Linked DNA regions of Mus musculus: regions 2 and 3 are each linked to region 1. A link is a loop called in an ENCODE intact Hi-C map of the cell type or tissue named here. Cell type or tissue: heart. All regions are shown on one strand.

Evidence for each region. A loop is a pair of places that touch in the nucleus more often than their neighbours do. Peaks named below come from ENCODE experiments on the same cell type or tissue, not always from the same donor. Only the 100,000 strongest peaks of a DNase experiment are listed, where the experiment ranks them.
Region 2: it touches region 1 in a loop (6-fold over the local background); 17 of 42 quality-filtered maps call a loop at or near these places.
Region 3: a loop joins it to region 1, with 4 times the contacts of the local background. A loop is called at or near these places in 6 of 42 quality-filtered maps.

What each region holds. Positions count from the first base shown.
Region 1 is chr15:61,154,115-61,162,114 of GRCm38, forward strand. It overlaps Gm38563 (a long non-coding RNA gene), which reads left to right and starts at 3,043. Exons shown (of 3, transcript XR_875374.2): 1 at 3,043-5,076. RefSeq lists an enhancer at 3,523-4,617. In heart, a CTCF peak has its summit at 3,623 (motif pointing right); DNase peaks (open chromatin) are centred at 3,597 and 7,477; H3K4me3 peaks cover 993 bases; H3K27ac peaks cover 911 bases.
Region 2 is chr15:61,392,082-61,400,081 of GRCm38, forward strand. No RefSeq gene overlaps it. Among named protein-coding and RNA genes, the nearest start is that of Gm24696, 38 kb to the left of the region's middle. In heart, no CTCF peak of the experiment used is centred here; DNase peaks (open chromatin) are centred at 3,350 and 6,930; H3K27ac peaks cover 807 bases.
Region 3 is chr15:62,798,016-62,806,015 of GRCm38, forward strand. No RefSeq gene overlaps it. Among named protein-coding and RNA genes, the nearest start is that of Gm22521, 8.8 kb to the left of the region's middle. In heart, a CTCF peak has its summit at 4,967 (motif pointing left); no DNase peak of the experiment used is centred here.

The DNA.
Region 1 (8,000 bases):
TGTCTTAGACACACCTTAGCTTGGACCCTTTATGAGGAAAAGGTGCTGCTTTTGTTTACTTTAGAAGCTGAAAAGGCCGACGTCGAGTGGACACACCCTTCCAATGCCTTCTGCTTCCCCAGAGTGGGATGAATGACATCGCACGGTCGGAGTGTGTATCCAGTAAGTGTAGAGGAAAGCAAAAGCACAAAGTCAGCTTGCTTCATAACACCCACTCTTCCGGAAACTAACCCGGTCCCCAGATACAATCTAATTACAACCTAGTTACCTCCCAGTGATACCCACTTCCTCCCACTTCTCGGCACCATGACAGTGGGAACAAGTCTTTGGTGTCAAATCATATATAAACCATAACTCTCTAGGACGATTCTCTATCAGGTGGTGGCTTTGAGGCCTGAACTAAGCTCTTGCCAGCCTCATATTCCATTCCACACTCGCTTAGGTGGCCACGAGTTGGGGAAATATTTGAGTTGATCTGTCTTTCCCCTGTGATAAAGTGATGCGTCTGTGTTTAACATGTGAGTAAGGAACAGCTTGACATCATTCAGAGAATGTGAGGATGCATTTATATTTCTGCTAATGCATGCTGACCTTTTGTGATAGAAGGGATTTAAGAAAATAGGCGCCGAACCGTCCCTCCTTCATTAAAGTTGTAAGGGAGTTAATAGAAGTAGAAGACCATCTTACTAGGAGTAATGTCTAAGCACATGTTGGAGTCAAAACAATGATGGGCTCTTTAAAGTAAGTCCCCAGAGTTAACTGGATTGTTTTCCCCAGGTAGAGTAGAAATGGTGGTTTTATTTTCCTTGTAGTGCAAGACTATTTTCTATTTACCAGGAAAAACAATTGCTCTCTGCAAACAGTTATGATCTAGACAGAGAAGAGCAGAGAGAATCTGGCTGTATAAGCCCTGTGCTGTGCCCCCACCATCTCCATTTAGATGATGTTTGGGACCAGGTAGGAGGAAAAACAATCAGGATACAGGGACACTGAAGGACAATTGTCTTCATGGAGGCCTTCCTCTCCTAACCAGCTTTCCTTGATTGAGACTCTTCTGGATTTGAGAAGGCTTCCTGTTTTGTAGTTTGCTGTAGAATGGCTTAGAAACCTTCACCCCCTGGAGGAAAGAATACTGTCAATGGTCTTGTTTTTGATGACTGTAAAAAGAAATAGCATATTTTATCCAAAGGACCCCTTCCTCCTTCCCCTGAAAAAATGACAGGGCAGTGAGAAATTCCTAAGTTTCCTTTTGAGGCAGAGTGTGCATGCTGTGCAAACATGACTGGATTATATCACCTCTCTGAGCCTTCTTTCCCTCCAGAGTTAAACCAAGATACCTGCCTTGGTGTGGCTGCAGCTCTCAGAATCCCTTAGACTTAGCTTTCCTATTTTTCAAGCACAGAAAATTATCACAGAAAATATCATCTTGCCACTGATTGTGTGATCTTCATGACTTCATCGGTGCGGACAGACAAAACGTCAGCTACAGCTGAAACAGAACAGGCAGGATCTTTGGCAGTGTTGTGTCCCCTTCCTTGAAGCCTCCAGTGGAGATCAGCTTTCAAACAAACTGCACCCTTGTGTCAGGAAGGAGGCGGGACAGGGTGGCGCAGCAGCATGAAGCAGAACCTTTATTCAGGGTGTGAGCTCCTGTTTCCTGGGACAGGGAGTGTGTTGTCCTTGGGAAATTCTGCCTCGAGTGTTTGCCTGTGTCATCACTTGAGTACAGAAAAGAAGAGTGGGATGTCTATAAGCAACTTCTTCCCTCTAGTCTTCCATGCGTCCTTTCTACCAGAGACTCCTCCACCTCTGTGGCATCTGACTCGATTGTTTTGGGGGGACCGGGTCAGCTTGCATACTTGGGAGCACAGACAGGACACACCAAAGAGTTATCACACACCTTTATCTGTCTGAGTTGGATGAGACCCTCACCAAGCATCCACCCCTCTTAACCACATCCTTGAGCCACCTAAACAGATTCCACTCTACATCACTGGAGGCCATTAGAATATTGTGGCCAGGCCTTTGTTTCTTTTTTTCTACTAGTTCACCTATCCACCCACTCCCTCACCTCAAATATGGCTTTTTGAAAACATAGGAGAAATCTTTATTCATTTATTTTTTATCTAGTTCCAAGCCTTGGCATATAAAAAGCAATCAGTAAGTTTCTTTGTATGACATCAGTATTAAGGGATATAGTTAATACCTTTTGGGATTCTCCCCGCCCTTTAACCTTCGCCATGTAACTGAGAATAACCATGTCTTGACAACAGGGGTAATCTTTTGGCAACTTTGTCTGTGCTGCTTGAGACCCTCAGTCAAGGCCAGGGAGATTCCTCCTAGAGGGTAGACCATAGACCTCCTTAGGGGAATAACAGAGCCGTATGTAAATGACTCTTCTCCCATGGATCAGGAGAACTAATGCCTGCTCAGTCTGTTTAATGCTACCTGTATGCATGCTTTTAGGGCTATTTGATACTACTGGATATCTAATTGATATATCTTCCTGTAGAAGACTGTTTCTCCCAGTCTCAGCATCCCTCAGTTACCGGTAGGTCTTTGGGTAGGGTTGAGGCCCCCTGGTCCTCCTCCCATCCCCATTAACACGTCTATTTTGTCCCTGTTCAGCTCACACTGAGATTTTATGAGTGTTGCTTCTGACATAACCAGGACCCACAATCTCATAGCAAATGATTTTAGGTGAATGCAGTCAGAAGTGGGATCAGATAACCTGGAACTGGAGTTCCAGAGGATTGGGGGCCACTCCGTGGGTGCTGGGAACTGCACCTGGTCTTCCAAACTGCAAAATAGTAAGCACTGCTAACCAGGGAGCCACTTCTCTAGCCCCTTAAGGGACCATTCTAAACAATGCAGGAAACCAAGACTGTGAAAGATGACATAAGATTTCCAGCCTCGATTATATTCACATTCAGTAGTAATAGTTCTCAAAATTCTGAGTGAAACAGAAGGCCCACAAAGAAGTGTGAGATCATGAGAAAAATATTTGTACCTGTTTTATTTATAAACTATTATCTACAGAATGAAAATCATTAACCTATAAATTACAGATTAGAGACAACAGATCAGACCTTAAAGATGTGGTAGTAATACATTAAGTTTCTAAAATAATGTTTTTTAGCTTAAAGGACATTTATTTTTAACTTAAAAGGTGAACTACATTTTAATTAACCTTGTGCCTTTAAACGCAGTCTGCAAGTTCTAGAGAACTCAGTTTTGACTTTGAATTCACCTAATGGAGGGATCAAGAATGTTGGATCCGGAGTGAGCTTCTTTTGAGGACTGTTTGTCAATAACAGCTTTTGCCACAGAGGGCTTTTGTGAGGATTAACCACTGAAAGGTACGCTAAGCCCCATGAACACCGACTTGCAAACAGTGGGACCTAGCTAATTGACTTCTCTCCCACTTTTCTTCTTCTTCTTTACTAGACTACTTCAAAGCAGAAGCTGTTTCAAAAGAGCAGGGGGCAGACAGTGAGGACTAGAGAGGAGAAAGCAGAGGAAGCCCAAATTAGTCCTTGTCGAGTCGAATTTGGTGGTCCGATTCCGATGCAGTTCCGGAATCAGCCACACGATGGCAGCACAAGCATGGTGGCCTTCTAACTATCGAAAGCTTGGGCAATTTAAATTCCCAGTTTTAAAGCTAGGGGCGCTTGGGTGTGTTTGTAGTTGTGCCTGCGAATCAAAGCTGTGCCCATCTTTAATAGTCTCAGCTGAGCTGTAACGCAGATCGACAGGAAAATCTACAAGAGCTTCACGGTCTTTCCCGAAAAATCCCAACAGGAGTTTGATAGTAAAAAAAAAAAAAAAAAAAAAAAAAGAAGAAGAAGAAGAAGAAAAAGGAGAAAAAGCACCTAACTTGGTATTCATTTCTAATGGGGGAGAACGTCCTTAAATCCGCGGCATCTGTTCCGCTGGGTTTGCTGTCAGTGAGCAGGTATTGCGGTTAATGAGCCACCAGCTTGCTGCTCCCAGGGCCAGGCTGGAGCAGTCAGCTGGTGCAGGGATGGGACCTGCAATCAGCAGCTGTGCACCGACATGCCCCGGGACGGAAAATGTGATTTGTGACACAGCAGCTTGGGAATAATAATGAAAACATAATTGCTCCGGGCGGATGGCTCGCTGTCTTTCAATTGCTAAGCTACTTCACCTCACAAGCGGGGAGCTGTGCTTCTCAGCTTTCATTTCTCTGGGACAACCAAAGGCACAGCTCTCGGGTATCCTGCTGCCCTTCTTAATGAATGTTTCCTTGAATCCCTGAGAAGAGCTGCGTTCCCTCCCTGTTCCTCCAACCAGGAAAATCTTTCCTCTGCTCCGACTTCGGCAGTAGCAGCCAGTCTGCTTAAGCAAAGGCCCTAGAGTCATGGCTGTGACTTGTTCTCTGCTGCCTATTAGTATTGTTGGGGTTTGCTTTGCATTCTGGGAATTTTGTTTTTCCTAGCCCATTCGCTTCATTTAGACTTCACACCCACGCCTCTTAAACCATTTCTCATCATGACTTTGGTCTTCAGGAGACTATCGCCTTCGGGACGATTATTGCCTGTGTAGGAATACTGGGATGAATAGAATAGGAATGCTACGATGACCCATGTCTAGAGTTTGCATCTTCCAGTGATGGAGGGCAGAGGACCCTAAGGAAGACCTCGCAGCAGCTTTGGTTTGATCTCCCAATTGGGGAAGTCCAGTCTCCTGGGTGTCATGTTTGGGATCTGAGATCAGTCACTGGGTGATGTGGGTGCTGTACCTCATCCCCGGGGCATCTGCCCTGGAGGGATGGTGTGGGCGGCTGTTGTAGCTCCTCACAGGATGCCCCCTGTGTACACAAACAATTCTACCTCATTTGTGCAGGGTGTTATTGCTGCCATGGGTTCTGGATGGCTGACCCATGACAAGTCGTTCAGTTTTTAAGTTTGGATTGTTTGGGAGTTCAATGCTAAAAGGAAGGGTTGTTCCCGCTAAAGAGGGTTGAAACTTCTTGTTTTCCCTTTCCCAGACTGATCATTTTGAGGCAAATCTCCAGTGGAGAAGAAGGGGAGTCTGCAGTTGCTCCCTGTTGTGGTGAGATTTATGTGGAACACTTTGTATTTATGCTATTTCTCTTTCACTTACTATTGCTTTTTTCTGTCCTGGTTTCTTGAGTTACCTTCCAAATGTACCGTTTTGGGTACTGGTTTTGAATTAACTGCAGTCTAGACTAAAACAAGGCCACCTGGGACCCAGAAATCAGAATGCAAATCCCTTAGTTAACACACACACACACACACACACACACACACACACACACACACACACACTCATACACTGCTGAGTCTATGGAAGGAAAGTTGAGTAGAAGATCAGTCTGAGGAGCTTTAGTCAAATCTCACCCATCGTACAAGTAGCTGGTGGTACGCAAAGGCCAGGCACCATGTTTGCTGGATTCTTTGGGCCCAAATCCCTGTGTATTCATAGGTGTTAGTGTCTAACTCCAATTGTCCCAGAAGCAACAACCACCCACATTTGGGACTGACTTCAAGTAGAAGAGTCAGCAACTGTCACCATGTTTGATTTAAGGAGGGCATTAAGCCTTGGGGTGGCAGTACATTATGTGGGTGGAACGACACTTTCACCTGAAGCTATTTGTCACCGTGGGTTAAGTCAGAGCTTGTAGCAGGATTGGCAGCCCTGGGTAAGTGTCACATGACGGCCACACTATAAGCTGCCCTTGACTGATGACCGACTCTGAGTCACAATCCTGCAAGCACCTCTAAACATCCTATTTAGCCCAGACTTCACAATAGAATCATTTAGAGTTCCCCTCGTAATGATTTTGCTCACACCTTCACCTTAACATTCTGCTTTCCCTGCCCTGAGGATAGAGCTTGAGTGTTCGGAAAGTTTGGCAGGTGGTGTGTAACAGGAGTGGTGTTGGAGAACAATTGATTGATATGGTATCTCTTCACTATCATCCAAGAAAGCTCTCGTTACACACACACACCCCCTAATTTGTGCAAAACGAAAGCAATGAATGCCTTGGAGAAATTGGGACACATCCAGGTTATTATGGACCAAAGGACCAAAGGCAGGTCTGACTCTAGAATTTCAGGTTCCAAGCAAAATGAAACCTGCCAAATTTCTATTCTGAACACCCCAGATTGGTTGGGGGGAAAATTAGGCTTCACCAAGTGGGCATTATGGTGGCCAAAAGCAGACTAAAGGTTTCTTTGGAGTTCCAACTTGATCTTAATAGCTTCGTTGCTTTTGCACAGTTACTTTACTTTCTATAAAATCAGTTCTCCGGGAAGGCAGGTAAGGGCTGTTCATAGCACCCACATGTCCCACATTCCAACTTAGCAGCTAAGCTTGCTGGTTCTTAGACCAACAGACAGAAGCTGGGGTGATTCTATGAGGTTGGACATGGAGGAAGGAGAAGGGGGCTTGCTAGGAGAAATGGTTAAAAATCTGAGGCTCCTGGAAAATCAATTCTGTTTGTATCTTCTATTGTCTTTTTTGCCTTAGGAGAACACAGGCATTAAAGATGGAGGTAGTGGCATGATTATGTTATTTGAGTTCTATACAGCTTCAGTCTCAGGAGTCAATGGATGCTTTCTATGACAGTCAATGAGAAAGTAGCATTTTAGACAAGAGTCCAGATGGTCACTGTCACAAGTACTTTGCTCTATGGTCTCAGAAGAAAGCATGTACAGGCATCAATGAATGGATCCAACAAAAACATTATTTCAAAGGCAGGATGGCTGACCTTGGCTTGTGGGCACAGTTTGCTGAGGCCTTCTCTATTTGGCTGCTACTAAGGGCAAGTTAGACAATTGGAAAATCTACTATCCTTGCTCAATTCAGCTCGAATTATAGGCTGGACTGAATCTTCATCCTGTCTTCCATTTTATAATCTAAAATCACTCATGTAATTCATATCTACAGAGACAGAAAGACAGAGGGCTGACAGGCACACATGTGCACACACACACACACACACACACACACACACACACACACACACACACACACGGATCTTTCCAGTCCTGGATTTGATTTCCAAGTGAGGACTTTGAGGTTGATAACAATTCATAGCTTGTAAGTCCTAAAGTCAGCCAGAATTTGTATGCAGGCCTTTGGGAAACTAAAGCCCAGATTCTCTAGACTATAACAATGTTTCTAAGCAATGCTTTGAAAATAATTTGAGGCCAGTGATCCACGAGTCAGTCTATGCTTTCATTTACTTTCCCTGAATGACTCTTGGACCAAAATACAGATAGGATTAAAATATACCAGGCGAGTGACTTTTTTATTATTAGTAGTAGTATTGCACCTAAGATTGAAGCCTCTGCAGCTGAGCACACTGCCTTGCATCCTGAAGGCAAATGTCAGGAGAGTAATTTCCCTGGGCCCCGCCTTCCCACATCAAGGAAATACTTGGCAGCACATCTAAAGTTTCTTCTTATTTTTGACCTTCCAGCTGTCTCTGTTATCACAGGATCTGGCAAGCACAGGGAGGGTTAGATCCCATTGACACTGGCCCGCTGAAGGCCATAAATGGACTTCCTCCTGCCATTGTCTTTAAATGGCCTTTTCGGAAATATCTACAAGGTCAAAACACACACTGCAGCCCAGACGCCTGCTCTCCCTGCCACTCACTTCCTCTATGTTAAACTTCAGCTAAATGTACCTTTATGTGTCTAATCATTTTTGATATCTGAGGAACGATCCAATAGGTGCTCTTTGTGCTGCCTTTTAGAAGCGGTGGTGCCAAGACCCATGTCGGGTGGATAAAGATACACTGTGCTTAAAGGAACATTGTCTTCCCATCAGCATAGAAGAGCAGATCTATTCAATTATGTTTTCTATGTACAGCATATCTGTACCAGGCTGCTATTCTTTCCCCTGGGATAGCCTAGGTGATCTTGTTTCAAATCTACATCCACGGAAGAGCACAGCTTCAAGACTGCTACAAGTCCCGGTGTGTGCACCAATCGCTTTGGTACAGA
Region 2 (8,000 bases), 240 kb after region 1:
TTTAAATGTCCATCCATATCTCCAGCTTGGGATAGTTCTGGGGGAAAGAAAAGAAGCTCAACATTTTCAGTATAAATCAAGAGATTCGTCTTTTCATATTTTTCTTTCACTTGACCTTCAAAATATCCCTTAGAGTACTTTGAAATCACATAGCAAATTCATACTAAAACTCATAAGGTAGAAAACTTTACACTAAGGTGTGAAATTACTATATACTGCATTGGGAAACTAAGCTTGATATTCCAGAAAATTTCCCAATGTATTGCGAGATTGTATTAAGCATAGGTAGATAAAATTACATACTCTTTTTAATCTTTCCTCCCCAGTCTTACTAAACTTGTATAAATTTATACTAATTATAAATATAAATAGAGTTCTAACTTCTTAGACCACATATCTGAGTATTTTTCCATTGTTTCTGTAACAATTTCAAGTTGTGATCTTGACTGCTGAGCATGTATTCATATTTTTACTTTTCATGACTTGAGGATTTCATACATGAATATTTAAACTGTTTGTACACACCCATTTTCCCTACCCACCTCAACCTTTCAAAGCTGGGATCCATGGATAAGAAAGAATATGTGGCATTTGGGTTTTTTTGAAGATCTGTGTTGCTCACTTAGTATAATAGCTCCAGTTTCCATCCATTACTTATAAATTTCATGTTTCTTTATACTAGAATGTAATTCCATTTTTTATATATTTTATAAAGATTTCATTGTTTATTCATTGGTTGATTGATATCTAGGCTGCTTTCATTCTATAATTCTGTAAATAAAGTCGCAATGAGTATAGTTGAGCAAATATCTCTGTAGTAGAATATTGAGTCCTTTGGGTATATAACAAGGAGGGGTATGTGTGGGTCATATAGTATAAATTTTTGGCATTTAGGAGATTCTCGACATTAATTTATAACATAATCACCCCACTTTGCCATTCTACCAACAGAGGATAAAGGTTCCCATTCTATATATTCTTTTCAAGATTGGTTGTCACTTACATTTTTAATCTTAGGCTCTGTGACTGAGATAAGGTAAAAACTGTAAAGTTAATTTCACTCTTCCTTTATCCCTGCTTACATTTTCATAGCTCATTCATTTACATGTATTAGTTCATTAAAAATATATTTGTTTTAAATGATTGTCTAAGCTGCTCAGTAATCCTTAATTCCTACTTTCTAAGTGCTCAGAATCAAGAAACGTTTGCAAACACTGAAGAGTGAGGACATTGTTAGAAGTAGCCACTGAGTGCTCTGGAAAGGAGGATAGAGGTGGATCTTAGAAGAATGTGAGAACTCAGTCATTGTGTGAAGAATAAGCAAGGGATAAGCAAATGAAATGAAATGAAAGAAAAAGGATTAATGTTTACAAATGCTATCCAAAACTGTTTGTAAATAAGAACAAAGAAGAGTAGATCTGGAAACCCATGCTCATGTAAATCTTCCTCCAATGAGAAAGACTGTACACTGGTGTGAAGGCAGGTGGGACAGCACATCCAGGCATCCTAGAGAGGATGCACACAGTAATGGAAGGTCTGGTTCCCAAACTAAAGATTGTGTTTTCCTTAGGCTTTCAGGAAACAAACGACAAGAAATTCCAGAATTGTACAGAGAGGAATGAGAACGTCTTATCCCTTTAAGAGGGACAAATTCACCCACAACCCCACGGGTATACTGAGAAGAAACAACTCATCAAAAGGGAGAAGAAGGTTACAATGTGATGTTCAACCCAAAATAAAACATCTATGTAGCATCCCTACTCCCAGGGCCATCCCTCCTCTGGTTCACGGACCATTGGTTGGGCAGAGGCAGTAAGACTATAAGTGCTGCAGGTGGTGGATTAAGGAACTGTGAGGGAACAGTGTTGTCTGAATACAACAGAGTAGATGACCATATAAACACACAGTAACTATGACAGTACATGCAAGGTCTGCAGGAGCCCGTTTCAAACAAAATCACAGTATGGAGAGTGTAGGAAAGCATGGAGTCTTTCCCTATCTAAAGAGCTATAGCCAGTTGGTGGTGGCTGGTGGCACATGTCTTTAATCCCAGCACTTGGGAGGCAGAGGCAGGCAGATTTCTGAGTTTTAGGCCAGCCTGGTCTACAGAGTGAGTTCCAGGACAGCCAGGGCTACACAGAGAAACCCTGTCTTGAAAAAAACCAAAAACCAAAAAAGAAAAAAGAAAAAAAGAGCTCTTGGTGACTGAAAGATCCTGGGAGAGGAAGAGTCAAGGTTTTAAGGGTATAGCTCCAGAGTAAGGCCACATGCCCAGGAATATATGTGCAGCACAATATACAGACTTCAGTTTTTCAAAAGACAAATACAGTGTTGGGTGGGTAGGGACTGGGGAATACATCTGGAATGAGATCACAGTATGAACATGATAATGGTCAAAATCCATTGCACACAATTCCTAGAGAACTCTCAGAAAAGAGAAGCATTCAGCTAACATTGGGAGAGTATCACGTGGGAATGCCTATTGTGTTCAGGAACAAGACGTCATTAGGACTGAGACTTCAATGCAGTGTGTTATACCGAGACACCAAGAACATGATGTTTTATGATCCTAGACACCAAAAATATGATGGCATAGTCTGTACTTGACCGGTAGCATTCTAATGAAGAACATCAAGGCAAGGCACATGAAGATGTCACATCATGTCTTGAAGAGTGACAGGAAAGTTTCAAAAAAAAAAAAAAAAAGATTACAAATAGCCTAAGTTTTAAATCAGCAATGGACTATTCAAAGGGGGGAGAGATTAGGGAGAAGAGTTAACAAGGACATAGACAGTGAAGGATGTGAACGCCTTCGGGAGACCCAGCATGGTTTAAGAGCAGAGGCAGTACATGGAAGGAAAGCTAGGCGGGTAAGTGCCAGGAACTCAAAAGCAGGCACAATATGCCTTCTTACTTCCTTCTTCCTGCACTATATAACTGTCCTTTCTCAGCTTCTTTTCACTGTAGCATGATGCAGAAAACTCAATGTTGCACGAAGCTCTCTGGCTTGATTTCTAGCAGTGCATACACTGGCCGTGGAGGTACCCACCTAAAATCTCAGAACTTGGGGAGTAAAGGCAAGATCAGATTTTCAGGGATACAGAGAAGATTTAAGGCCAACCTGGTCTACATGAGACTCTGATTATAAACTATAAAACTAAATTAAAAACTAAAGGGGGGAGGGGGCTAAGAGAAGAGAAAACCATACAGGGTAGCTTTCAGTCATTCGGATCACTTGGGGTGGCATACACCACACTGCAGATGAGCCAACGGATGTGCAAGGTCAGAACATAACCTTCTGTCAACACGTAGCCCGACACAGGGTCCCCAGCCCCCACAACATTAGCAAGAAAATAAGAACGCCTGCCCAGCTGTCTTGCTGGCTGTCACTGGGTAAATTATCTTTTATTAAGGATCTGTAATTGTTCTCCACTGAGCTGTGACCTAAATTTAGTAGTTCTGAGGAGTGAGACCCAGCCAACAGGATTTCCCTGAGAACACGATGAAGTTCCTGCATCAATTCAATTCATTAGCTAGAAAAAGAACAAGCGGCCAGTTCTTTCTTTTTTTTTTTCTTTCCCATTCTCCAGTGAGCCGTTTGTTTGTTTAGTTTGACCACATTTTTTTTTTCTTCTTGGATCCAGTCTGAGCCTCTGTAAGGACAGCACAGCTCATTCAAACACTTCCTGTCACATTAGCTCCCAAGGCAGAAACCAAGTAACACTATGTAAATCTTGCTGGTAAGACCCTCCATTTACTTCTTGGGGATTTTCAGCATAAGGAGAAGAAATGTCCTCAAGTAGTCAGGATGATTTGGGGTGAGGGGAAGAAAACTCAGCTTACTAGAATCACTAAAGCAACAGAAGAATAGACAGAGAAGGAGGGGAAAGGCAACACTGGTTAAAAGCTATCGTGAAAACTTTTGTGTAAGAAAGGTCATGAGAGGGACAGCCTCTACTAGAGACATTACTTCCAAAACCTGTTTTCATCATGACAATCTAATGAAGGCCAGAAAATAAAGTCACTCAATTTGGATACAGTTTCTAAAGATCTGTGCAAAATTTAGGGCCACATCTTCTTCCTCTAATCCCAGAGTTTTCCTTCAGTTCATCATTAACTTTTTGCCATGACAGTCTGGACTTGGGATCTGTCATGGATGTGCACCCTGTAAAGTCTCATGTATGGGTACCCACACATAAAAGAAAAAGAATATTCAATTTTAACAACATTCTTATTTGTTTTTCTTAACAATTCTTTTTTTTTTTTGCTGTTTTTTAATTAGGTATTTTCTTTATTTACATTTCAAATGTTATTCCCTTCCCTAGTTTCCCCTCCAAAAAAAACCCTATCCCCTCCCCCTGTTCACCAACCCACCCACTCCTGCTTCCTGGCCCTGGCATTTCCCTACACTGGGGCATAGAGCCTTCATGGGACCAAGGGCTTCTCCTCCTATTGATAACCGACTAGGCCATCCTCTGCTACATATGCATCTGGAGCCATGAGTTCCCCCATGTGTACTCTTTTGTTGGTGGTTTATTCTTTAACCCACCAATTTCCTTTTTCTGCCACCCTATCGGAAACTTCCTGATGACCAATATGTTACTGTAAAGATAGTTCATATACCTCTGCATGAATAAAGAAAAATGTCCCACGACATCCTTAGAAAACTTAATCTTGCTAGATATGTAATGTGGTCTGTAGAGTGTTTGCATAACATGTATGATGCCCTGCGTTCCATACCTAACACCACATAAAAACAGACATTCTGGCATGCACCAATAATCTCAGCACTCAGGAAGTGGAGATAGATTAGAAGTAGAGGCCAGTCTGAAATACATGAGAACGTTTTATTTAAAAAGGAAAGAGGTTTAGTGTTTTATTAAGAGGCTAAGATATCCATACCCTAACAGTAACTTAGTGACATTGTGCTGTCTCTGATTTCTCAGTAGTTTCATAGCAATGTAGTGAAGTTGGCTGAGCAGGTAACTTTATCTCTGTAACACTCTGAGTATACTAAGAGTAAAGCAGTTGAGGCTTTACGCTGTAGTCAATGGCAGACGATAGTATAAGTGCCAGAGTTCATTGCCTAGAGCATTTCTGAGTCTACTGTAATGATGTTCAAGTTTTCTTTTGAGATTCTGAAAGCCCAATGTCAAATGATGACTCAAGAGAGAACTTTGGCATCTGTGGCTGAAACTACTTAGAACAAAACATCACAATGTCTTGGAAGACAAGTCTGCCGAAGGTGATTCAGATTTAGTCTCATAGCAACTCAGAAATTTCATGGTTGGACAAAAGTAGATAAATTATTAATTTTAAGTTTCCAGTTTTAGAGAAAGCAACAGCCTATGGCAGAGTATACAGCCTATACTATGTACCACCACTGACAGCTTTTCTGAGCAGCTAATAAGTCATTATAGGTAGATGCAATTTTGAAACATAAAGTGCTTTAGAAACTATCATCATTTGATTGTCAAGAGTTAATGGTGGCTTTTTGCATTCAAGGTCACCAACCAACTTACCTTAACATGGCTAACAGCAGCCATAGACAGACATGAGAGGCACTCTTTCTACCCAATACACAGACAAACTAGCTCTAATATTACTCCCTTTATTTGTGGTGTGTGTGTGTGTGTGTGTGTGTGTGTGTGTGTGTGTGTGTGCACTCCTGCACTCCTATGGACATACACAAAGACTAGAGAAGAATAGTGAATGTCCCATTATAGAATCACTCTTTGAATTCCAAGCTGAAATGTATTTTTTAGCTAAAATGCCTGGCCAATAAGCTCCTACTGGAACTCCCAATCTCTGTGTCTTACCCTCAGCTCTGGGATTCCAGAAATTTGTGGCCATTTCTGGCCAGTACGTGGATTCTAGTACCTGAACTCAGGCCTTGACTCTTGTCCTCTTACTCAGGTGTGATCACCCAAGAACATCTTCTCAATTATTTTTTAAAGAAGGAATATTGAGCTTGGACATATTTAGGGATTTTTCCCAAAGATAATATAGTACAGCTTCACTATGGACTAAAAGCTAGGTCATCTCACTACAAAGCAAGATTCACAAACTCACAAGACTTTCTATATGTTGTCAGGTGGTAGAGTAAGCGAATTAGATGAGGAGAAACACAAAGTCAACTGATTCAGTTGGGAGAGGGGAAACCAGATGCCGACTAAAGACAGCAAGGTTCAGTCAAAATAACGTAACCAACTGTTGCTTTGCAATACCAAGTGTAGTCTTTCCCAAACCTCCTTAAAAATAAATGAAAATAGGATGTACTTTTATGTGAATTGGCACAATTTTAAAACATTAGTAATTGATTCAAATGTTCTTCTGTTTTCTTTGGATCCCTACAATATTAGTAGTCCTGTTTGGCCACGATTTCCTTCTTGCCAGTTCAAACTGAGTTATAGTTACTTGTGTGTCCAAGTCCTGGGGGAAAAGAGTGGATCAGCAAGCAATAAAGTGGGTGAAGGAGATGTGCCACAAACCAAAGAGACCAAGTTCGGATTCTAGTGCAGACAGTGCCTGATTCAATAACCTTGAGCTAGTTGGTTGACTTTTTATACATTAGCTTTACATCTTTGAAATGGGAGATCTTTGGCAGACAGGAATATAAAAAGGAATGGACCCATGTAGAATACCTACACAGGGCCCTGACAATAACAGTACCCGAAGTATTTGTGCTTACTATCATGATAATCCTTCCATGCAGGTTACAACTCAGTCACGATGATGCTCCAGTTAATGTTCGTGTTTATCTTGGTGCTTCTGCTTGGAGTACCCTGTGGTTATTTGGTTCATCCTGACCTTGGGAAAGACAAAGCAGCTGGAAATGTTATCTCCTGGGACCTACAATCTTAACCAGGAATGGTCATCACTCAGCTTCCTCCAGACTGGAGCCAGCACCCCTATTCACAGATGTGCTGAAGAACTTCCTTCCTGGCTTGTGTCTCCTAAAAGGGGAAACTACTGCAAGGTCTCTGAAAGGAAGGAAAGGGGACCTTTTTAATTAGCTTTCTCTTTTGAATGACGCCATCACAGATCTGATTCATTTCCATGAATTGAAAAAAACGAAGCAGGGTAGGTGGTACACACTCCAGAAGAAATGAATGAGAGCTGTCAGGAAAGAGAACAGGTTAGAGGAAGGCTACAGCTGGAGAAAACAGGCATGTGGTACTGGCTATTCATTACAACCCTGGGCCAGTTGGCAGACGATGTGGACATTTGAATTGAAATTGAAGGAGGGAAAGGGCCTGTTTATAAGTTTGGTAACTGGAGAAGGGTGACATGTAATTCCTATCTTCAGTCATTTGGAATGTTCTCCTTGGCATTTCTGGAAACTTTTTATGAGTAGGTCTTCCCATAGTTCTGCTTTAATTTGGGTTGATTTATATATATATATATATATATATATATATATATATATATATATATATATATATGTACGGAGAGATGGAGTGGCCCAAAATGGCTTCACAATTACTATGCATTAGAGGCTGGTCTGGACTCCTGATATTCCTGCCTCTTACTCCTAAATGTTCAGAGTATAAGTATGTACAACCATGCCCTTGCAGTTATAAAACTTATTTCTGACTCAGATACTATGTAGAAGGATGGTATTGATGACTGGTACCATAGTATTGATGAGAGTTGGAGGCATGCTACATGTGAGTGCCCACAGAGGCCAGAAGACTATACTAAGTCATGGAAGCTAGAAGCATAAGTGATTGTAAACCATTAGGCATGAATGCTAGGAATGAAACTGGTCCTCTATAAAAGCAGCAAGGGCTGATAACTGCTAAACCACCTGTGCAGCCTCATTTCTGGTATCTTAAAAACTTCTGCCCTTTGTGTCCCATGATTCCTCCAAAAGAATTCTATGATTGACAAGTATTTTTGGTTTTATAGTCTCTAAATGAAAATGTCTACTTCCCAAATGGCTTCTTATCTACCAAGTCTTGCTTCTTCAGTCCATCCTCACTTTGTGGCCAGAATGT
Region 3 (8,000 bases), 1.6 Mb after region 1:
ACTTGAGACCTATTCAGTGAACAAGAACCAATTCCTGACATTCTTAATGATACTCCGTTATGCTCTCTGATGGTAGTCTAACATAACTGTTCTCTGAGAGGCTCTTTCCAGCAGCTGATTGAAACAGATGAAAAGATCCACAATAGATGGAACTCAGGGAGTTTGTGGAAGAGTTGCGGGGAGAATTGAGGGACCCTAAGTGGATAGGGACTCCACAGAAAGATCAACAAGGTTAAATAACCTGGACCCTTGGTTTCCTTTATAAAGTATAAATAACTATATAATACATAAATATATATAAAATATAAATAAAATATGAAATTTGTTAACTTGACATAACCTAGAGTCATCTGAGAGAAAAGCTTCCATTTATGCATTTTCTAGGCCTAGAATATGGTCTGTGAGCATATTTATATATAGTTATCTTGCTTATTAATTGGTTTATAAAGACTCAGTCACTGTGGACAGCAGCATCTCTACTCAGGTAGTCCTGGGACATGTAAGAAATCTAGCTAAATATTAGCCTGTTAATAAGTGAGTTAGAAAGCAAGACAGGTCTTTTTTCCTTGAGTTCCTACTTTGACTTCCTTCAATGGTGGAATATAACCAGGGTAAAACAAGTAGGGAATATAGATAATAATATTAGTGTTGGTGTTTATTGACATATATGTATAAATAGATATACATATACATGTATGTATGTGTATATAAGCCCTAGGGAAGTTTTATTTGCAGGCAATATAATATAAAATGTAATGGATTAAAATTTATAGTTGAGAAATAACACCTAAAAATAGATTCCTCGAGGGCTGGGGTCTACTATTACAGTGATTTTTGTTTGCCAAACTTATCCAGAGCCAGTCCTAAGGAGAGGTTTACAAAAAACTTTTGCCAGCAGTCCTGCTGTCCAGGCGACTCACCAAACCCCACTCTCAAGGGAGGTTCTGTAGTCATGATTCTTGGCCAAAGGAGAATTAAAAAAAAAAAAAAAGACTTTCATTTTCCCAAGTTGTATTATATATCACATTTTCAAGTTCAAATCGTCTTGAATTCCTTCTTCTTGTACTTTCCTTGACTCGTATGGAATGTCACATCACTCTGTGTTTCTTCCATCTTGATCTTGACCATAGCCATCTATCTGTAGTTTTAATGTGGACTAGAACTAATTACTCTAGTTTTGGTTTGCTCATTTCTAATATTGGCAATGACCTTTGTGTAATTGCTCCTCAACTCATGTTCCAAGAGCTTTATTTCATCTCTCTTCGCTAGTACCTATGATGTGTCATAGCCAGCCTATCTCTTAGCCCTTCTCAGACAAGAAACTCCTTTTTTCTTTTTTCTTGGATATTTTCTTTATTTACATTTTGAATGTTATCTCTGGCCCCCTGAAGCCCCCTATCCCATCCCCTTGCCCTGCTTCTATGAGGGTGTTCCCCACCCATCCACCCACTCCTGCCTCCCTGTCCTAAGAAGCTCTTTACAAACCGTAACACTCTTTACAAATTGTAAAATGACAAGGATCTACCACTCACATTGAATAGATCAAAAAAGAACTTGTCTGTAGATTATATAGTTTGGCTCTGGAGGAAGTTTGCTGTTTAATTTCCAAGATAAAAGATACACTCTTTCAATGTTAAGTTTTAGTATGGATTCCTTTGTACAAATTTGAATTTAAGATGTTCAATACCACTCAAAATTAAGGAAAGGATGAAATTTTCCACTAAAAGTTAAGAACTTGTTCTGTTCTAGTTTGTTTGACTTTCTTTTACTGACCACTGAATATAAAGAAAACATAAAGACCATTTTGCATGTCTTTAAATCTCAGTAAGCAAACATGTCTGTAACAAGGGAATTAGATGTAAGCTAGAATACTAATTCAAGTTGGACGTTTATTCCTGATCATTTCATTATTATTATTTAGGAGGTTTTCTTCTCAAGTGATACTAAAAGTTTCAAGTCCCCATTTATGTGAAAGCAGTGTGGGTGTGCAGGAAATTGACAGACATGAAAGATGATGTGTTTTGGAGGCAGGACCTGTTGTCCCGGCCTTCTCAGCATTAAGAACCTAAAGACTTAGGGCAACTTGCTGAATCTAGAGGTCTTTAAGAATTTTCTTTTTATTCTTCTTTTCTCTCCTCATTGATTATTTCTCTCTGCTCTAGAGTATATATTCATATAACCTTTATTGAGTTTAATTACCCAAACTTAAAAGCAAAAGTTATAAGCAATAGTAATGTTAAGGTGTGCTGTGATTCCTCCCCATCCCCTTTCCTTTCTCCATTTCCCTTCCTTTCTCAAAGAAATAAAGATGCAATTAAGCACAAACACAGAGACTGGGGAAAACCCATTTCTAAAGCTTGTAGTGGTAGAAAGCTGTGGGCTAAATTAAGCTGCATTGAAAAGAATAGGGAGTGACAGAAAACATTACACATATTGCAAAAATTACTCACTAAGTTAACTGGTGTTATATTCAATTAAAGCATGTAATTATATTCCATGATATTTTACAGGAGAGCAGGTCTAAGCAGGAATACATGTAACTCTGGTGCCAGTCTAGAGTTAATTGGTAAATCTTCCCAGAGCTAAAACCTTGACTGAATCCCCAGCGCTTTCAACTGCTACAGGTCTCTTTCACTTAGCCTTATTCAAGTGATTTCTCAAATTTTTGGAAAGAAACAAAAAGAAATAATATGTTGATAATGTCAACTGGCATTAAATACATACACATAGCAAACATTGCTATAGGCATCTTATATGTATGCTCACTCTCTCTTCTTCTTCTTCCTCTTTTTCCCTCCCCCTCTGTCCTCAGCAGCCTGCACAGCATCTTCTGGCACTATGTAAGCTGACCAACAGGAAAACAGTTTCATGGTCATTCAAGGTTTATTTCTCTAGGTACTGCATCTGAAATATATCGTGTATTCAACCAAAGGTTTTGCAATCTAGTTATGCTAGGCAATGACATTAGCCTGCCTTGCTTTTGAATGCCTGGTGCTGAGACTGTCATTTAGCAACTCATGTATTCTGGGGCAGCATTGCTCACCAAAGCAAGACACTTTCTCTCTAGTTAAACAAATTGGATCCTGGTTAAGTGAAGTAAATTGTCTTACTAATGTGAAAGATACAGTTCTAAAATTATACTTTGACTTGTATACTCCACATTCACACATCTATACCACTGTCAGTGGGTGTATTTGCAGGAGAAGAAACAACCAGTTTATAGGTGCCTATAATGATGGAATGTCCCAGAATCACAGTTCAGCTTTAAATTGTGGAGTGTATGGTATATCATGGGAAAAACCTGGATGAATTATAGAAGATATCAATCAAATCTATATTAGAACCTTAAAGATAAATTTGAAAATGTGTTATTTCCTTCTGATCAGAGAGTTCAAAGAGATACACTTATGTTTTACCCGGGATTGTCTCTGTCCTTCCTCCCGATGAGAAACACAAGCCTTGGTCATTGCCATGTGACAGGCTTCTACACATGCTGATTATTAATGAACTATCTGCTTTCACTGAGTAAGTTAGTATAAGTAGCATTGGATTCAGGAGTTCAGTGCCTATAGATGTGAACTCACATTAGAACTAGGGGACCCAGAACAGACTGACCATTTCCCTCTAGTGTGGAGACTTTTAGGACTCTGTGTAATCTTCTCAATTTATTTCAAAGTTGGTGTTTTAAAGATATTTCCAGGATTATCCCATCACGGTTATTTGGATTGCTTTTGGCTGTTTTACAAATCCACAAAGGTGCTTGTGGTAGGAACTTTTCTCAAAGCTCTCACAATGAGAAATCGCTGGTACAGCCTCCATCCTCTACCCCATTGTGAGTATGGGAAGTTATTCAAAGGCTTTTAGGTTGGCTGTATGCCAAGAGAGGATGACTGTTACCTGTAATCAGATTCTTCAAGCTCATTTCAATCCCCCCTAAGGACCCTACAAATTGTCTTTCCAGGCAAATTTAGGAATGATTGTCTGGAGCCATTCTAAAAATCTTGCTAATTTACTGATCCACTCCTGTCCTGTTTAGTTTATTGTTTATTATTTTTATTAATAGCACTTAAATTCACCTTGAAACGCTGAAACTGAAGAATTTCCTTGCATCAGGTGAGTGAGTCTGTTGTTTTATCTGTGACAGATTGTCTTGGTTAATAATCAGAATGAGAAAATCCAGTACAGTGAATGGCACTATCCTTAGGCAGATGAGGAAGCCAGAGACTTAACCAGTAAGTAGTACTCCTCTATGGCTTCAGTTTCTACCCTGACTTTACTCAATTATGGACTATACCCTGGAAGTATAAATCAAACAAATATTTTCACCCACCCACTAAGTTTGTTTTTCTTAGACTGTCTTGTTACAGAAGGAGAAAAAACAAGCTTGCACAAGCTCCTAAACTTTTCTCAGAAACGTAAAGGTATCATTGGACGTAAAGACAATTTCCAATGAGCTTTTCAACCCTTTGATTATCATGAATCATTGACAAATTGAACAAAAAGAGCCAAGTGTGCTTTATATGTAAACAAAATATTGGAAGAGTGGATTATTACAGCTCTCTTAAAATAGAGTTTCCTGGAAGAGTTCTGTGGAACATATGTATATTTATCTCAACTCTCATTTGAAATCTGAACTCCCACATGATGTCAGTTTGCTTAGGTCATTTAAACTCTCAAGGCCTGTGCATGAGCATTTTTAGAGTGAGGGGCAGTTGAGGAGACCTCTGGTAAGTTCTGTGTTAGCTACAACATTCAGTGATTCTAGTCTTTTGGTATTAAAGACCATTTCTTTGGATTTTGTTTTTCTTTTACTGAAAGTTCCACCTTACCCTGCAAAGCTCCTCAGCCAGAATAGACTAGATTTAAATTTGTAGGCTTATAATATTTCAGAGTTCAAAGGCACTGTCAGGTCACAGAGCTCAACTCTATGGTGATACATAATACCTTCTCCAACACCTCCACCAAGTGGCCAAGCAGTCTGTATTCCACAGGTAGGAGCATGCCTGTTGGTACTCACCACATCCATTCTATGCCAAACAGCATTTGCTCTAAACCTCCCTATGACTTTGAGGTTCTTTCTCCAGTTTTTCCCAAAGCAGGTGTCTCTCTTGTTTCACAAGGACACCTAAATTCTACCTTTATGCTCAATTTACTGTTTTTTTTTTTTCTTTTTAAACAAAGCATTTCTTCAGTCATTTGAAAATGATCAATCCAAACCCTTAGCTCTAGAAAAGGTAACTCGGCTCTTTGGATCTTTGGAGCATCCTTGTTCTGAGAGTGTCCCTAGTTCTGATCACTGTCTTCGTAATTTGGCACAGATTACCAACTTCCATTTGACTGCCTCTCAGTAATCAGTTAAGTATCCAAGTAATTTGGGATGGCAAAATTTCAAAGCTGGCTTTCATCAAAAACAAAAGAATCTGATAGGAAACTGGTACAGAAGCTGACGAAAATATAGAACCGAAGCGATGCTAGGAACAGAACAGTCATTTCTGTTGGGTATCTTGAGCCCCAACTTCAGTGCATTGCCTTCAGTAATATACTAACTCTCCCCGCCTGTGATGTTTAAGTTACCTTTAGAAGATTGACATCTAAGGAATTTAAGGTTTTTTTTTTTCATGTTGAAAAGTAGTTAATCAATACCTCAAATGGAAGAAATATTTCAGACATACTGTATAAGAAATAAAGTTATGGAAGGACTGAAGGAGCTGAAGGGGACTGCAACCCTATAGGGGGAAAAAAACAGTATCAACTAACTGGTCTCTCCAGGGACCAAGCCAAGCAAAGAGTATACATGGGTAAGTCCATGGCTCCCACTACATATGTAGGAGAGGATTGCCTTATCTGGCATCAACAGGAGCAGAGATGCTTGGTCTTCTGGAGGCCTGTTGTACCATCGAAGGAGGGTGCTAAAGAGGTGAGGCAGGATTGGGTAGGTGGGTGGGAGAGTACCCTATTAGAGGCAAAGGAAAGTGAAGATGGAATGAGATGTTTACAGAGAGGAAACTGGGAATGAGCACGTTTGAAAAATAATAATAAGTAAGTAAACTAAAAAAACACTCTCTTTCTACAAATAAATGGAAAGCATTAAAAAATCTGGCTCCCTAATTACTTTTCAAGAGAAACTACTTTTGAAATTTCTTTAGAGAGCAGATTTCCAGACTGAGACTACTAGACAGAAATACCACCGAATGGCAGAGTGTTTTCATGTCCCTCTGTAGGAGTATAGATGAGTCTTCTGTGCTTTACTCTTTTTCCTATGGTAGTTCATCCAGCTGACAAGGGTCCTTAGAAAGTGTTTGTTTTAGGCTGATGTACAATGCATATTAGGTCTAGGAGTGCTTTATAAATGAGAAGTGTGGAGCATTGTTGGTTTCTAGATAAACTGATTTTTGCACATATCTTTTGATTTGGCTGAGTCTCAACTGCTTCTCTTCTTCGAGTATATTCTCAGAATAGTTATTATTTGAAACATCTATCCCATACCACATACCACAAAGCCACATACTCCAGGAATAACCACTGTTATATATGACATGTCTATGATTTTTGAAAGCATCAGGCTGTGAGGGGAAAGCTTTTCGCTCAGTATACTTGGCAATGTGGTCAGACTTCATCATTATTGCTCCTGAAGCAGTCCATTTAAGCAAAGAGAGAGTGATGAGCCCTGAGAGACTGTCCCCAGAGCAAGGTTATGATGATCCTTAGAAGTCAGAGTAAGGGGAAGGCTAGACTTGTAAAACCTTTCTTGACTGTGAGCTCTCCTTTTATAGACAATGTAACATAGGGAGGTCCTTTCTCATTTCTAAGCATCCCTTTGGTCTCCACCACAACCCAGAATACACTGCCACCTGAATTCTCCTTCAGACTTAAATCCTCAAATGATCATTGACAGATTACATGAAATTTCTAGCCTCAGTATGTGAAACAAAAGCAAACATGTCATATAGATTAGCAACCATTGGCTCTTTACTTACAGACTCATTTGTATACCCCAGGATCCAAGGAACACTCCATTAAATGAACCTCTTAAGAAACCGTCTTTAGCTTGATGGTGATGGAATACAACTTTAATCCCAGCTCTAGGGGTGGAGAGGCAGGCAGATCTTTGTGAGTTTGAGGGCAGCCTGGTCTACAGAGTTCCAGGACAGCCAGGCCTACACAGAGAAACCCTGTCTCAACACTCCTCTTCCAAAAGATGAAAGGAAGGAAGGAAGGAAGGAAGGAAGGAAGGAAGGAAGGAAGAAAGAAAGAAAGAAAGAAAGAAAGAAAGAAAGAAAGAAAGAAACCCCATTTAGAGAGAACATAGTAGAACACATATAAACATATGATATGAAAATAAAAGAAAAGATTATAGGAGTTAAAACTTTAAGTGGATATGGGGGGGAAAGTAAAGGAAGAGGAGGGGTGGATATTAGTTTGGAAAACACTAAACAAATATGTAAAACCTCAATAGAAACCCACTTTTTATAAACTCATTAAAATATAATTTATAAAATAGGAGTTTGCACTTGCATGCACATATACTTGCAAGGGCATAATGATTACTCTAGAAGACACAACTTACTAAATTAAAAACTTAGTACCATGTCAGGGATATTTTACCATGAGTTATCAGTCAGAGAGATCCTAGAGTTCCCTCTGAATGACATAAACTATTGCCACTGCTCTTGGTTGCCAATCAGAACTAAATAGGGAGAGTATATTGCCAAAGATACAATATACTTCTGTTGTAGAACATAGAAAAGCAAGTCTGGAACTAACCTCATAACTTCCTATTAATTCGCTAATATCTGTAATGCTATGCAGGCCACTATGGGAGAAAACAAAATCAATGGTATTCCTGCTGCCAACTCTGTAATCTACAGACCTACTAGCTAAGATGTGTGTGCTGGTACAATAGTGACATGAAGGTTATAGGAGTAACATATGACATTTGGATTGGATTTGAGGCTTCCAAATGTAATGAATGAATGAATTCAGGCCTGCTACTGTAAACA